2 separate regions of the Homo sapiens genome follow, and region 2 is linked to region 1. A link is a loop called in an ENCODE intact Hi-C map of the cell type or tissue named here. Cell type or tissue: OCI-LY7. All regions are shown on one strand.

Region 1 (8,000 bases):
GGGGTTTCACCATGTTGGCCAGGCTGGTCATTACAGGCCTGAGCCACCTCGCCGGGCAAGACTAGTGTTTGATTGTTCGTTTTGAGATGGAATCTTGCTCTGTCAGCTCACTGCAACATCTGCCTTCCAAGTTCAAGCGATTCTCTTGCTTCAGCCTCCAGAGTAGCTGGGACTACAGCCATGTGCCATCACGCCCCGCTAATAGAGATAGGGTCTTACCATGTTGCCCATGCTGGTCTTGAACTCCTGGGCTTAGGAGATCCTCCCACCTCGGCCTCCCAAAGTGCTGAAATTACAAGTGTGAGCCACTGTGCCCGTCCTGGAGTCAAAGGCTTTGGACTTGAATGCCATCTCTGCTACTTTAGAGCTGTGTGTGCATGTACTTTTAACTTCTCTCTGTCTCCCTCTCAAAATGGGCCCGATAGTAGGTTCCATTTTGGTCTGGTCCCACCAGGACCTCTGACTCGCTGGCGACCTCAGGTAGGGGCTCATGTAATAGCCCAGCTCCTCAAACACGGAGGATGGGTCCCACTCCTGACCCAGCCTCATTTTACAGCAGAGCGTGAAGGCCGAGACTAGAGGCTGCACCAGGCTGGGGAAGGGGCAAATTCTAGATTACTCACCAGGCCCGTACCCATGAGAGCCCTCAGGCCTGCAGCACCGTGGATCCAGAGGCAGAGACAGAGCTTTGTAGAAGGGTGAAAACACTTCCTCCCCGCTTCCGGCTGCAGAAAAGCCACTTTCTCGCGGCAGAGCCCAGACTGGCAACCCCCAGGCCTTCTGCACCTCACCTGGGCAGCAGGCACGCTGACTGTGTGTGTTTCAATCTCTCCAGGCTCAGAGGGATGGCGGGGGATGCTGCCTGCGCGGTTGCTAGTGGCGGACACAGCTGCCTGGCTGACACTGCCTTTGTCATGCTCCAGAGCACTCAGCCAGCCCGGGGCCCCTCACCCACTCCCTCTCTCCTCCTGCCACCAGAAGCAGCCTCTTCCCGGCTCCCACCCTTTCTCCCCGAAGCCACTTGTACCTGCTCCAGAGCCTGGAGAGGTGACAAGTGCTTCCCAGACAACAAAAGCATCTCCCAGGAGAACAGATGTTACGCACACTCAGCTACACCCTTGCTCTGTGCCCTGATTTTAAGCTGTGTTTGGGCAGCTCTTTGGGATGAAACTGAGGCAAGGGGTAAAGGGCCTGTCTTGGTCAAGGTCATCCCACCTTGGGACTCCTGGGTGTGTTTCAGACATCCGTCCCCTTGGGTTCCAATGCTGGTCTGGCCACTTACAAGCTGTGTGACCTTGGGCAAGTTATTTGACCTCCCAGAGCCTAATTTCCCCCCAGATAACGACAGATAGGTAGTGAACCCACCTCTTGCTAAAAAATGTGAGCCATTATTGTCATTACTCCATCCTTTTAATTCCTCTTTCTCTCCACTCCAGCCACATCCGCCTCAATGCCTGCTGCCCCTGGACCTTAGGCTTGGGATGTGAAATCTTTCTGGAATGTTCCTTCGTTAGTTCCTCGCATGGCTTGTTCCCTCGCTTCCCTCTTTTGAGTCTTGACTCAAGTCACCTCCCCAGGGAGGCCCTGTCCTGCCCTGTCCTCCCTGGGCGCTTATGTGACATCCGAGGCGGTTTCCCAATTCGACTACCTGTGGCTCTTGCGCCTGGAACGTAAGCCCCACGAGGACAGGACTGTTTCACTTCTGACTCCCGTGTCCGCAGCGATGGAAAGAATGACTGTGGGCGCCTACCCCCGGAGGATGCTGTCGGCGCCCAGTCTGGCGGCTCCCGGCGCGCGCCCGCGAGGTCACGTCCGGGGCGCGCCGGCCGGAAGGAGGCCCCGCGTGGGGGTAGGGGCGGGGCGTCCGAGCCAGGCCACGCCCCCCGGACTCGCGCCCCCCTCTCAGCGGCAGAGCCAGCCAGCCTGGGGCCGCCTCGCACTTCCGCTCACCAGCCGGCTTGTTCATATTCATGAGGCGGGCGAGAGGCGGGGCCCGGGTCACCGGCGGCGCCCCGCCCCTGGCTTGGAATCCCGCCCCGGCGGAGGCTTGGGCCCCAGTGGGGCGCCCCCAGCTTCCGCCTCGGGGAGGGAGTTTCCACTTGGTCACGACTCAAAAATGTGTCGCTCGCGCTTCTCCGCCCCCTCGTTCCTGCCCTGGGGGGGTCTCCTCCCTCGGAAGGCAGGAGGGGAGGGGCCAAGGGAGGGACGGCTCCTCCTCCCCGGGGCAGGTCCTTAGGGATCCCGGGCGGACTCCTCTCCCTCCAAGTTAGCGCCTTCAACAATCTTTCCCCTACCCCGTCAGACAGTCTTCTGTCGCCCAGAGCTGGAGTGCAATGGCGCGATCTCGGCTCACTGCAAGCTCCGCCTCTCAGGTTCAAGCGATTCTCCTCCTTCAGCCTCCCGAGTAGCTGGGATTGCAGGTGCGCGCCAACACGCCTGGCTAATTTTTGTATTTTTAGTAGAGATGTGGTTTCACCATGGTGGCCAGGCTGGTTTTGAACTCCTGACTTCGTGATCTGCCCGCCTCGGCCTCCCAAAGTGCTGGGATTACAGGCGTCAGACGGCGCACCCAGCCCTGCAATAATCTTAAATTTTTTTTTTTTTTTGAGTTGGAATCTCGCTCTGTTGCCCAGGCTGGAGTGCAATGGCGTGATCTGGGCTCATCGCAACCTCTGCCTCCCGGGTTCAAGCGATTCGCCCACCTCAGCCTCCCAAAGTGCTGGGATTACAGGCCTGAGCCACTGTGACCGGCCTTTTTTTTTTTTTTTTTTTTTTTGAGACTGGGTCTCACTCCGTCCCCCAGGCTGGAGTTCAGTGGCACAATCGGCTCACTGCAGCCTCCACCTCCTGGGTTCAAGCAATCTTCCCGCCTCAGCTGTCCAAGTAGCTGTGACTACAGTCATGCACCACCACAACTAGCTAATTTTTTAATTTTTTGTAGAGATGGGGCAGGGTCTTAGTATGTTGCCCAGGCTGTTCTCGAACTCCTGGGCTCAAGCAATCCTCCTGCCTCGGCCTCCCAAAGTGCTGGAACTACAGGCGTGAGCTACTGTGCCCAACCAAAACTACCTTTTTTACTTTTTATTTATTTATTTTGCGATGGCGTCTCGCTCTGTCACCCAGGCTGGAGTGCAGTGGTGCAATCTCAGCTCACTGCAACCTCTGCCTCCTGGTTTCAAGCGATTCTCGTGCCTCAGCCTCCTGAGTAGCTGGGATTACAGGCGTGTGCCACCATGTCCAGCTAATTTTTGTATTTTCAGTAGACACCGTGTCTCACTATGTTGACCAGGCTGGTCTTGAACTCCTGACCCCAAGAGATCCACCTGCCTTGGCCTCCCAAAGTGCTGTGATTACAGGGATGAGCCACCAGGCCCAGCCCAAAACTACCTCTTTTAAACTTCCCAAGGATCTGTGCAATATTATGATACCGAGAAGTTCAGAGCAGTTGAGTGACTCACCCACGTCACACAGCCGGCCTCAGGTTTTCCAGAAAGGTTGGTCCTGCTGGGTTGGGGTGGCAGGTGCATGTCTCCCACGGCCTTTCAGGAAATGAGGCTTACCTAAGGCACTCCTGTCTTGCTGGATGTGGCTGAAGGTTGGGTCTGTGCGCCACACTGATGGGAGGGAGAAGCTACATGCTAGGAGAAACGAAACCATGAAGGCAGGACAGGCTGCGTAATGTAAAATGAAAATTCGCGGGCCATGTTCTAAAATGATTAAGAATTTCAAGACGGTGACAGCAGAACATTCAGCCACACTCAGGCCCTTCTAAGGGCCAGCCCTGTGCAACTGCATAGCTCACATGGCTTCCATGAAGCAAGCCTCTGATGAAGGAGCCCAAGGGTGACAGCGCTGCCACCAGGGACATCCCCACCTCTGATAGAACTCTCCCCCCTAGCCCAGGCGCCCCATCCCGTCCCCGCCCTGGAATGCAGGACCCAGTCTCTAGACTTCCAAAAGCTGAGCATTTTAGGCTTTGCAGGACAGGTTCTTGGGGAGTCAGGTGGGTCACCCTGGGAGTGTCTCACATCTGCAAGTCCCAGCCAGGCCCCTGGGGCTGCACCTCCTGGGCATTTTCAGCTCTGGGCCCTGCGGGCAGGTGGCGCTGTGTTGTACATGCCAGGCCCAGCATGGCTTCGGTTCTGACTTGAAGCCCTCCTTTCTCCCTGGGGCAGGGAATGAGAAGCAGCCAGGGCCGCTTCCTAGAATAAACACCCCACCCGCAGACAGCCCCAGCTCTGTAGGCTCAGCCAGCCAGCGCCAATGGAGAGAGAGGCTCGCCAGGCCACCGGCTCAGGGTTGATAAGTCATCCTGATCTCACTCCCTCCATCACTCCTGCCTTGTGACTGGGCTCTGCCCGCTGTGGGCTGCTTCATTCATAATAGCTACCATTTGCGGGCTCTTTCTCCCAGCCACGTGCTGCTGGAAGCCCTTTCTGTGCACTTCCCACTGAGCCTCACAGAGGCCAGTGGTAATAGGTACCCTGAGGACTGCGATTTCATAGATGGGGAAACCGAGGCTCAGAGAGGTTAGAGGGCTTGGCCAAGGTCAAGGGCCAGAGGTCTGGATCTGCCACCATTCATCCATTCTGATTCCTGTCATCTCTCCTACATCTACAATGTAGGTCTCAAGGGTTACTTCTTTTGTTTTTTTGTTTTTTTTGGTTTTTTAGAGATAGGGTCTAAGGGCCAGGCGCGGTGCCTCATGCCTGTAATCCCAGCACTTTGGGAGGCTGAGGTGGGTGGATCACCTGAGGTCGGGAGTTAGAGACCAGCATGGCCAACATGGCAAAACCCCATCCGTATTAAAAATACAAAAATTAGGCGGATGTGGTGGCACACGCCTGTAATCCCAGCTACTCAGGAGGCTGAGGGAGGAGAATAGCTTCAACCTGGGAGACAGAGGTTGTACCACTGCACTCCAGCCTGGGTGACAAGCAAGACTCCGTCTCAGAAAAAAAAAAGAGACAGGGTCTCAGCTGCATATGGTGGCTCACGCCTGTTATGAGGCTAAGACAGGAGGATTGCTTGATCCCAGAAGTTCGAAACTAGCTTGGGTAACATAGTGAGACCCCTGTCTCTACAGAAAATATGAAAATTAGCTGAGTGTGGTGGCACATGCCTGTAGTCCCAGCTCCTTGGGAGGCTGAGGTAGGAGGATCACCTGAGTCTGGGATGTCAAGGCAGCAGTGAGCCGTGATCGCACCACTGCACTCCAGCTCGGGCAATAGAGTGAGACCCTATCTCAAAAAAAAGAGAGCTTAATAATCTGTTGGAGCTGGGCGCGGTGGCTCACGCCTGTAATCCCAGCACTTTGGGAGGCCAAGGTGGGTGGGTCATGAGGTCAGGAGTTCGAGACCAGCCTGGCCAACATGGTGAAACCCCATTTCTACTAAAAATACAAAAATTTGCTCGGTGTGGTGGCGTAGGACTGTAATCCCAGCTACTCAGGAGGCTGAGGCAGGAGAACCTGGGAGGTGGAGATTGCAGTGAGCCGAGATCATGCCACTGCACTCCAGCCTAGTCGACAGAGCAAGACTCTGTCTCGAAAAAAAAAAAAAATGAATGTGAACCTAGGTGATGTTCAATAAATGTTTACTGGTAAAGGATTAGGGGACCAAGTTCAGCCCCCAAAGTGTATCTATCAGCGATACTCAGGAAGCACTGACAACATGCCAGGCCCTGGGCAGGACCTTGCAGGGGGAGGGACAAAGCAGACAATGTCCCTCTCCTTGGGGATCTTACCGTCTAATAGGAGAGACCATCCTCCCTCCAAGAGGGGCCTACTCTGAGAGGAGGACGCCCAGCACAATGGCAGGGAGGGGGGACATGCCTCCATGCCTGTTGTTCACCTAGAAGGAGAAATGGGGCCTGGCTCTCCTGCAATGGCAGCTGCTGCCTCCTGGAAAAGCAGAACCTAGAGAAAACAGCTCAGAGCCTGGCCTTGTTGGCTGTCTCCACTGCCTGTCCCCCACCTCGACAGCTACCTGATGCTCCAGGGAAGTAGTGGGTTAGAGAGCACAAGCTTTGGATTCAGACTGCAGACACATGGAGACTGCAATCTGGACTATGCCTCCTACTAGCTTATACAACCCTGGACAAGTTAGTGAACTTCTTTGTGCTGTTGTCATCCATATAATGAAAATGTCCAGTAGAGAGAAAGAGCTGGGGATGGCTCACACCTGGAATCCCAGCACTTTGGGAGGCTGAGGCAGGAGGATCACTTGAGACCAGGAGTTCATGACCAGCCTGGGCAAGATGGCAAGACCTATCTCTAAATATTATTATTATTTTGAGACATATTCTCACTCTGTCACCCAGGCTGGAGCGGCACAGTCTCAGCTCACTGCAGCTTCCACTTCTCGGGTTCAAGTGATCCTTCTGCCTCAACCTCCCAAGTAACTGGGACTACAGGCCAACACACCCAGCTTATTATTATTATTATTTGAGACAGAGTCTTGCTCTGTTGCTCAGGCTGGAGTAGAGTGGCGCTATCTTGGCTCACTGCAACCTCCACCTCCTGGGTCCAAGCGATTCTCCTGTCTCAGCCTCTCCAGTAGCTGGGATTACAGGCGCACACAACCACGCCCAGCTACTTTTTGTATTTTTAGTAGAGACGGGGGGCTTCACCATGTTAGCCAGGCTGATCTCAAACCCTGACCTCAGGTGATCTGCCCGCCTCAGCCTCCCAAAGTGCTGGGATTACAGGTGTGAGCCACCGCGCCCAGCTATTATTATTTTTTTTAGATAGGGTCTTGCTCTGTCACCTGGGCTGGAGTGCGGTGGCATGATCATATAGCTCACTGCAGCCTTGATCTCCAGGGCTCCGGTGATCCTTCCACCACAGCCTCCCAAGTAGCTGGGATTACAGATGTGTGCCACCAGGCCCAGCTAACTTTTTATTTTTTGTAAAGAGATGTGGTCTCTTGGGAGGCCGGAGCGGGTGGATCACCTGAGGTCAAGAGTTCAAGACCAGCCTGAGCAACATGGTGAAATCTCATCTCTAGCAAAAATACAAAAAATTAGCCGGCATGGTGGCGAGCGCCTGTAATCCCAGCTACTTGGGAGGCTGAGGCAGGAGAATCACTTGAACCCAGGAGGCAGAGGTTGTAGTGAGCCGAGATCTCGCACCATTGGACTCCAGCCTGGGAGACAAGAGCAAAACTCTGTCTCAAAAAAAAAAAAAAAAAAAAAGGTCTGGGGTGTCATTATATTGCCCAGGCTGGTCTCAAACTCTTGGGCTCAAGTGATCCTCCCACCTTGGCCTCATAAGAGTGTTGGGATTACAGGCGTGAGCCACTGTGCCCGCCCTGTCTCTATTTATACAAATAAAAATAAAAGTAAAAAAATAAAATGTCTGGTAGAGAAAAAGAACTGGTCTGGAAGTGGCTCACACCTGTAATCCCAGCACGTTGGGAGGCTGAGGTGGGAGGCTTGCTTGAACCCTGCAGTTGGAGGGAGGCTACAGTGAGGTAGGATAGAGCCATTGCAGTCCAACCTGGACAAGAGAAGGAGACCCTGTCTCTAAAAAAATTCAAAGAAAAATAAAAAAAGAAAGACTGGTCTTGCCAAGAACTGGAAGTTTCTTTTTTTTTTTTTTGAGATGGAGTCCTGCTTTGTCACCCAGGCTGGAGTGCAATGGCATGATCTCAGCTCACTGCAACCTATGCCTTCCAGGCTCAAGCGATTCTCCTGCCTAAGCCTCCTGAGTAGTTGGGATTACAAGCACGCACCACCATGCCCGGCTAATTTTTGTATTTTTAGCAGGGATGGGGTTTCACCATGTTGGCCAGGCTGGTTTCAAACTCCTGACCTCAAGTGATCTGCCTGCCTCAGTCTCCCAAAACGTTGGGATTACGGGCGTGAGCCACCACGCCCAGCCAATTTTTAAAAAATATAATAGAGACTAGGTGGGAGGTGGGGGTCTTGCTATGTTGCCCAGGCTGGTCTCCAACTCCTGGCCTCCAGGGATCCTCCCACTTCGGCCTCCCAAAGTGCTG
Region 2 (8,000 bases), 310 kb after region 1:
GCCTCCCAAAATGCTGAGATTACAGGCGTGAGACACCGCACCTGGCCCTGTCTTTACGTTTCAGAGAGCCCAATGCTGGCTGAATGTGAGGCAAGATCTGGCCCTTGCCTTGCCATCTCCCTCACTTGATTCTAGTCCTGTGCCGTACTCAGTTCTTTCCCACTATAGAGGTTTTGTATATGCCATTACCCCTACCTAGAACCTGGAGCAGCCTAATCCCTCACACTTTGCCTGGCTGGCTATTAATTGTATTTCAAGTCCTGGTTTAGCAACCGGCCGCGGTGGCTCACGCCTATAATCCCAGCACTTTGGGAGGCCGAGGTGGGTAGATTACCTGAGGTCAGGAGTTCAAGACCAGCCTGGCCAACATGGTGAAACCCCATCTCTACTAAAAATACAAAAATTCGCTGGGTGTGCTGGCACGCGCCTGTAGTCCCAGCTACTCGGGAGGCTGAGGCAGGAGAATTGCTTGAACCCAGGGGGCGGAGGTTGCAGTGAGCTGAGATCGCTCCACTGCACTCCACCTCGGGCAACAGAGTGAGGCTGCGTCTCAAACAACAGCAACAACAACAGCAACAAAAAATAAATCAAGTCCTGGCTTAGCTGTCACCTCCTCAAAAAAACCCCTTCCCTGACTCCCCTGCCAATAGTGTCAATTAATTGCATCTCAACGTTTTCTGCAGAGCACCCACCACATTCTGGAATTATATACTTGTTAACCTTTCTAGCGTCTATTTCCTCACCTGCCTGCAGCCTCCATGTCTAGCTTGTCCTACCATTTGATGCCTGTTGCCTGGTTCATCACCTGTCACATAGTAGCTGCAGGATAAATATTTGTTGAATAAATCAATGAATTGGCCAGGCATGACGGCACACGCCTGTAATCCCAGCACTTTGGGAGGCCAAGGTGGGGGGATTGCCTGAGGTCAGGAGTTAAAGACCAGCCTGGCCAACGTGGTGAAACCCTGTCTCTACTGAAAATACAAAAATTAGTTGTGGGTGCCTGTAATCCCAGCTACTCGGGAGGCTGAGGAAGGAGAACCGCTTGAACCTGGGAGGCGGAAGTTAAAGCGAGCCGAGATCCCACATGATCATGCCACTGCACTCCAGGCTGGGTGACAGAGTGAGACTGTGTCTCCAAACGTAAATAAATAAATGAATCCAGGCCGGGCACGGTGGCTCACGCCTGTAATCCCAGCACTTTGGGAGGCCGAGGCGGACAGATCACCTGAGGTCAGGAGTTCGAGACCAGCCTGACCAACATGGAGAAACCCCGTCTCTACTAAAAATACAAAATTAGCCGGGCGTGGTAGCACATGCCTGTAATCCCAGCTACTACGGAGGCTGAGGCAGGAGAATCGCTTGAACCCGGGAGGCGGAGGTTGCAGTGAGCCGAGATTGCACCATTGTCCTCCAGCCTGGGCGACAGAGCGAAACTCCATCTCAAAAAAAATAAAATAAATAAATAAATAAATAAAAATAAATGAATCCACTCAGATGTTGATAATGGAACTTGGACCAAATCGGGAAGGGCCTGTCTTCCATCTGGGTGTGGGTAAGCACAGAAAAATACTGCTGAAAGGGCTTTGAGGACACCTTGAGTCCAAAGCTCTGTTGAGAAGAAGAGTTAATGAAACATCCACCTGGTGGAAATGACTGCTCTGGCACAGGCTCCATAGGGAGGATATGCTCTTAGTGTTGTTTTTCAGTGGGAACAGCTGATGCTCAGGACTCTCCCTTCCTCCCCGCAAATGAGGAGGGCAGTCAGTTGAATGCAGCGTTGATACACAAATACATGTACATGTACGTGAGTTACGTGATTCAATGGAAAGAAATATAAAATGAAGAGAGATCACAATGGGTGGGGGGCTTCAGGCCCATCCATCTGGGGGCAAGAGCCTGGCAATCTGGCACTCTGGAGCATGCCTCTGTGGAGGCAGGGACGTGCCCAGGTAAGAGCAGTGGCCTGGCTCAATTCCAGCTGTGCCACCCACCTACTGTGCAACCTCATTAGGGTACTTCATTTTTCTGAGCCTCACTTTACTGTTTTGTAAATTGGTAATAGAAATAGAATCTACATCAGATTGTTTTTCTGTGACAGAGTCTTGCTCTGTCGCCTAGGCTGGAGTGCAGTGGCGCGATCTCCGCTCACTGCAACCTCCGCCTCCCAGGTTCGAGCAATTCTCCCATCTCAGCCTCCCGAGTAGCTGGGATTACAGGCACGTGCCACCACACCCAGCTAATTTTTGTTTTTAGTAGAGACGGGTTTTTGCCATGTTGGCCAGGCTAGTCTCCAACTCCTGACCTTGAATGATCCGCCCACCTCGGCCTCCCAAAGTGCTGGGATTCCAGGTGTGAACCATTGCACCCGGCCAGATAATTGTTTTTTAATTATTATTATTTTTGGAAACAGAGTCTCGCTCTGTCACCCACACTGGAGTGCAGTGGGGCAATCTTGGCTCACTGTAACCTCCACCTCCCAGGTTCAAGCGATTCTCCTGCCTCAGCTTCCCGAGTAGCTGGGATTACAGGCACATGCCACCACACCCAGCTAATTTTTATGTTTTTAGTAGAGATGGGGGTTTTGCCATGTTGGCCAGGCTGGTCTTGAACTGACCTTGGGTGATCCGCCCACCTCGGCCTCACAAAGTCCTGGGATTCCAGGCGTGAACCATTGTGCCTGGCCAGATAATTGTTTTTTAATTATTATTATTTTTGGAAACAGAGTCTCGCTCTCTCACTCCCACTGGAGTGCAGTGGCGCAATCTGGGCTCACTGTAACCTCCACCTCCCAGGTTCAAGCGATTCTCCTGCCTCAGCCTCCCCAGTAGCTGGGATTACAGGCGCGCACCACCACGCTCAACTAATTTTTTGTATTTTTGGTAGAGACAGGGTTTCACCATATTGGCAAGGCTAGTCTTAAACCCTTGACCTCAAGTGATATGCCTGCCTCGGCCTCCCAAAGTGCTGGGATTACAGGCGTGAGCCACAGTGCCTGGCCTGTTTTTTTAATATTTTATTTTTTAAAATTTTTATCCTTTTTAGAGATAGGGTCTCACTCTATCACCCAGGCTGGAGTGCAGTGGCATGATCATGGCTCACTGCAACCTCGACCTCCCAGGCTCAAGCTATGCTCCTGCCTCCACCTCCAGAGTAGCTGTGACTACAGGGGCGTGCCATCACACCTGGCTAATTTTTACATTTTTGGTAGAGACAGGGTCATGACATGTTGCCCAGTCTGTTCTGGAACTCCTGGGTGCAGGCTATCTGCCTGCCTCGGCCTCCCAAAGTGTTAGGATTACAGGTGTGAGCCACTGCGCCCGGCCAACATCAAAGAATTATATGAGAGGATATGTGCAGAGCCCTCAGCATGATGCCTGGCACATAATGCTCAGTAAGTGTGGATCTTGGTTGTGGGGCAGGGAGATTTAATCAGGCTCCTCCAAGACCTGGACCTGCATCATAATCACACAAGTCTCTTGGCTGCCGTACTCATTTGGCTTCCCAAGTTCCCCTGACAAGAGGAAGTCTGAGGCCAGGTGCAGTGGCTCATCTCTAATCCCAACACTTTGGGAGGCCAAGGCAGGCGGATCACTTGAGGACGGGAGTTCAAGACCAGCCTGGCTAACATGGTGAAACCCTGTCTCTACTAAAAATGCAAAAATTGGCTGGGTGTGATGGTGCATGCCTGTAATCCCAGCTACTGGGGAGGCTGAGGCACGAGAATCGCTTGAACACGGGAGGCAAAGGCTGTAGTGAGCTGAGATTGTGCCACTTCTCTCCAGACTGCGCGACAGAACAATTTAAAAAAAAAGAGGAAGACTGGATCCTGGACTGTGGTCTCTGGAAGGGTATAAGAAGCATTTCCACATGGACTGTGGTGAATTGACCATTGGAGACTCAGTCTGCCTTGCCCTCCCTAGCTGCTTTCTTGGTACAGCAGGCTTGACTTGGGAAATCACTCTGCTCAGAATCCAAGTTCCTCAACTGAAAAGTAGGTAAAAAGCGATCTATTTGCAGAGCTGTGTGTGACTCAAAAGCCAGGGAACACCTTGCACACTGCGAGGTTTTCATTCTGAAAGCGATTCTTGCAATCTTGCCCGCAGCGCCATTTCATGCGGCTCTCTCTCCTCTGTGCCTCAGTTTCCCTGTGTGTAAAATGTGGGAGAGTCTACTGCCTTCCGTGGAGGCTGTGAAATTATGTCTTTAAACTAATTGGTCCAGACGTGGGGCCAAAGTATCGGGATTACAGGTGAGCCACTGCACCGGGCCTCAGCCTTGTCAGGGGGCCGGAGGTTGCTTAACCCCCTGGATCCCAGCTTCCTCATCTGTAAAACGGGCTGATGCCTATACAGCTCTCAGAACCACACCTGGTTCAGAAGTCCCCAAATGGTAGTCCTCAAATTCTGGCCAAGGCCAAAGCAGGTGCTTCACTTCTTCCGTGCACACCCTGCAAGTGGGCTCCGGGTGGCAGGTGCAGCTACGCCCTCTGCCGGTCGGGGCGGGAGACAAACTCAGGGGAGTGGGGAGAACCACAGCGACTCAGGGAGCTATTTCAGAGGGGGCAAGTGGAAGGCGCTGGGGCTCCAGGAGAGTCTGTAAGCGAACAGATGAGGAAATGACCAAAGAGTTAATATGTTAGTGCAGCGCTTGGAACGCAGAGGGAAGGACCATTTGCCCTGTGGTTGGTTGGTTCCTTCCCTCTGAATTTAGGTCCATTTGGTTTGTCCCGGAGTGCTTGTCAACCCGTCAGAGGGCCTGGGAACGGAGCATCCTGGGAAAGATAGTTCCCAGACGGGCTTCCCGCGCTGCTTCCCGGCGCCTTCGGCGGCGAGAGGACTCCATTTCCCGACGTGCCCCGGGACCGGGAGGCGGAGGGCCGCCGTGGCGTCGGTCCCCGGGCCGAGCCGGGGGTGGGGGCTCGAGGCGCCTCCGCGGCCGTGGACGAGCGTCCGTGCGGCCTGGTCCGGGCCATGTCCGCGTGAGGACCCCGCCGCTGTCGCCGCTCCCGTTCCGGCCCTGGCCCCTCTGCCCGGCAGCGCCGCGCACCATGGGCTCCATTCTCAGCCGCCGCATCGCGGGGGTGGAGGACATCGACATCCAGGCGAACTCGGCCTATCGCTACCCTCCGAAGTCCGGTGAGCGCCCGGCCCCAGGCGCGGACTGCTAGGCACGCGCTGGAACGCGGACCCGGCGGGCGCGGGGGCGGGGACTCGGGGCGGGGCGCCCTGCTCGGCCCCCTCCGGGCCTCGTTGCTACCCCGAGCCTTCGCGCGGCCCCACGGCCCCGATCCCTAGGCGTGGCTGGGGGCCCCGGAGGAACCTGCCCGAGCCGTACCTGGCGCTGCTACTGCCCGGCTTGGGTGACCTTGGGGCAGTCCCTTCGCCCCGGGCACCTCAGCTCCGTCCTTGCAACAGGGGGGAGCTCCTGGGGGAAACCCCGAGGGCGGGGCGGGGTGCTGAGCGCGGGTCCCGGCGCATCGCTTCTGCCTAGAAAACTCTCATTGTCATCAGATTGACCTCACCGCGGGGGCCGGCTTTCGCTTTCTTTAGTGGCTTGGTGTGAAGGCCGAGCCAGTGGTTTGGGCAATTTCCCTCCCATCAGGACGGAGGCTCTTGGTGTGTGGGTTGGAGGAGTGGGGCTGGGCCCAAGGAGACGATTATAGTTGATCGGGAGGGGCCAGGGTCCTTGCTGAGAGGACCCAGCCGATACTCGGGCCTCTGTGTTATGGCTGAGGGACGTAAGACACCAAGGAGGAAGTGACTGCCAAGATCTCAGCTGGATGGAAGCATAGTTGGGACCGGGACCAGCTGTGGGGCTCCCACGTAGCTTTGTTCCCAGCTCTCTTTCTGCCTCTATTGATGAGTTATGTGTTGACTGGGAGCATCTAGCTCCAAGTCTCACCCTCCATCTCCTCGTGGGGTTCTTTGTGGTGGAAAGGAGAGAAGGAAGAGGAGAGAGAACTTGGGCATCATGGGGACATCTAGATTGGGTCCTCAGATCCTGGCGTCTCATCTGATCTGATGTCTCAGTCTCCTGGGTGTCTCCGGACACCCACAGGCCAGATTTCTCTGAGTGTGGGCCAGGTCCACAAGTGGGGGAGGACTGCTAGACATGCCAGGGCCTGCCTGGGACCCCTTGGGGCCTGGGAACCTGCATTTTCAACCCATTCCCCATGTGAGTTTTACGTCCACTCAGGTTTGAAAAACTGCTCTGCCCAGGTTTTGTAAGGTGTGACTAGGTGAGGGCCTGGGGCCACTGGGATGAAGTGAGGGGAACCAGCACAGTTTGGGGGCACTCTGAAGGGGATGGACTCAGAGCTAGGCAGAACGCACTGTTGCCTGCCTGCTGGGGAGAGCACAGCTGTATCCCAGGCCCAGCAGCGGGTCAGCCTGGCCTTTGGGTGGTTCCACCCTGGGGTTTCCCTAGAGGTTCCGAGGGCTGATGGCCCTACATCAGATGGAGCAGTTTGCTGTTGTCCTCTTTCATCTCTGATATTCTTCCAGCCTGCCTCTGGCTGAGTGACCTTGGTCGAGGTTGCTTAACCCCCTGGGTCCCAGTTTCCTCATCTGTAAAACGGGCTGATGCTTATACAGCCCTCAGAACCACACCTGGCTCAGAAGTCCCCAAATGGTAGCTGCTACAATTGCTCATAAAGGAAGATAAGTGACTAGCTAATGACCATAATCATAGTAAGCAGTGGCATGACACAGATATCAAAAAGTTGAGTGGCACTTCCTGTCACCTGGGACCTGAGCTCACTTGATGTCCGTTCTTCACTTGGGCTGAACAGAATAACATACATGTCATTTACAGCCCGCTTCGGGATCCCACTGTGGCTGAAATGTCATTGCTAATCACTCGTGGCCCTCCCTCCCACTGAGCATCCATCGCAGAACACTCGCGTCAGCCACTATTGGTTGGCACTGGCACCCAGGTGCAACCCATCAGCTAGCTGCCTGGGTCATGTTGCCAGTGCCAGCAGTGTTCTGCGCCCATCCAGTCCACAGGTCCTCTCCAGCTGTGCTTTTTCCCTTTCTCTTCTCCATCCTTCCCTGGGGCCTTGCAGATACTTGTTCTTCTCTTTGTTCATCTCTTCTGGTCCTTGCCTTTGTGCCGCACTGGTTTCCTAGACTCCCCGCCTCTCCTGTCTCCTTAATGAGAACTCCGTCAGGTCAAGGGTGGGAGGCAGGCCGGGCCTCAGCAGCATTTTGGTGTGTTTCCCCAAGGGCAGACCGGGGACCGTGGAGACATTTGAGATGATTTTAGGGGTTGCCCCCATGGACCATTCAATCACCCGATGAGAAAGCTTTCTTTTCACATCTCTGTCAATTTTGTTGATTATGTCAAGGAGAAAGAGTCACTGGGTGGTAATATATGCATTTTTAACACCTAACACTGTCCATTTTTCTTAAGGGAACTTTCAGCATGTTCTGCAGCAGCGCTCAGCTTGAATTTAATATTTGCTTTGTTTTCACTATATCTGTTTTACTCTTCATAGCTTTATTGAGATGTAGTTCATGTACCACACAACTCATCCATTGTAAACATGATTTGATGATTTTTAGTTAAATTATAGAATTGTGCAGTCGTCTGGCCAGGCGCGGTGGCTCACGCCTATAATCCCATCACTTTGGGAGGCCAAGGCGGGCGGATCACAAGGTCAGGAGATGGAGACCATCCTGGCTAACACGGGGAAACCCCGTCTCTACTAAAAATACAAAAAAATTTAGCCGGGCGTGATGGCAGGCGTCTATAGTCCCAGCTACGCGGGAGGCTGAGGCAGGCTGAATTGCTTGAAGCTGAGAGGTGGAGGCTGCAGTGAGCCGAGATTGCGCCACTGCACTCCAGCCTGGGTGACAGAGCGAGACTCCGTCTCAAAAAAAAAGGCTGGGCGCGGTGGTTCACGCCTGTAATCCCAGCACTTTGGGAGGCTGAGGCAGGTGGATCACAAGGTCAGGAGATCAAGACCATCCTGGCTAACACCGTGAAACCCCATC

The links. A loop is a pair of places that touch in the nucleus more often than their neighbours do. Peaks named below come from ENCODE experiments on the same cell type or tissue, not always from the same donor. Only the 100,000 strongest peaks of a DNase experiment are listed, where the experiment ranks them.
Region 2: it touches region 1 in a loop (6-fold over the local background); 4 of 110 quality-filtered maps call a loop at or near these places.

Annotation. Positions count from the first base shown.
Region 1 is chr16:4,305,809-4,313,808 of GRCh38, forward strand. No RefSeq gene overlaps it. Among named protein-coding and RNA genes, the nearest start is that of GLIS2, 6.3 kb to the right of the region's middle. RefSeq lists an enhancer at 1-15 and a silencer at 6,606-6,837. In OCI-LY7, CTCF peaks have their summits at 4,100 and 4,323; DNase peaks (open chromatin) are centred at 833, 1,243, 1,973 and 4,073; H3K4me3 peaks cover 2,964 bases; H3K27ac peaks cover 4,098 bases.
Region 2 is chr16:4,619,911-4,627,910 of GRCh38, forward strand. It overlaps MGRN1 (mahogunin ring finger 1), which reads left to right and starts at 4,916. Exons shown (of 17, transcript NM_015246.4): 1 at 4,916-5,138. The coding sequence starts at 5,051. RefSeq lists enhancers at 4,578-4,687, 4,645-5,175, 4,698-4,992, 5,176-5,705, 6,236-6,764 and silencers at 4,758-4,937, 5,178-5,407. In OCI-LY7, a CTCF peak has its summit at 4,531 (motif pointing left); DNase peaks (open chromatin) are centred at 4,481, 4,771 and 5,501; H3K4me3 peaks cover 2,707 bases; H3K27ac peaks cover 1,633 bases.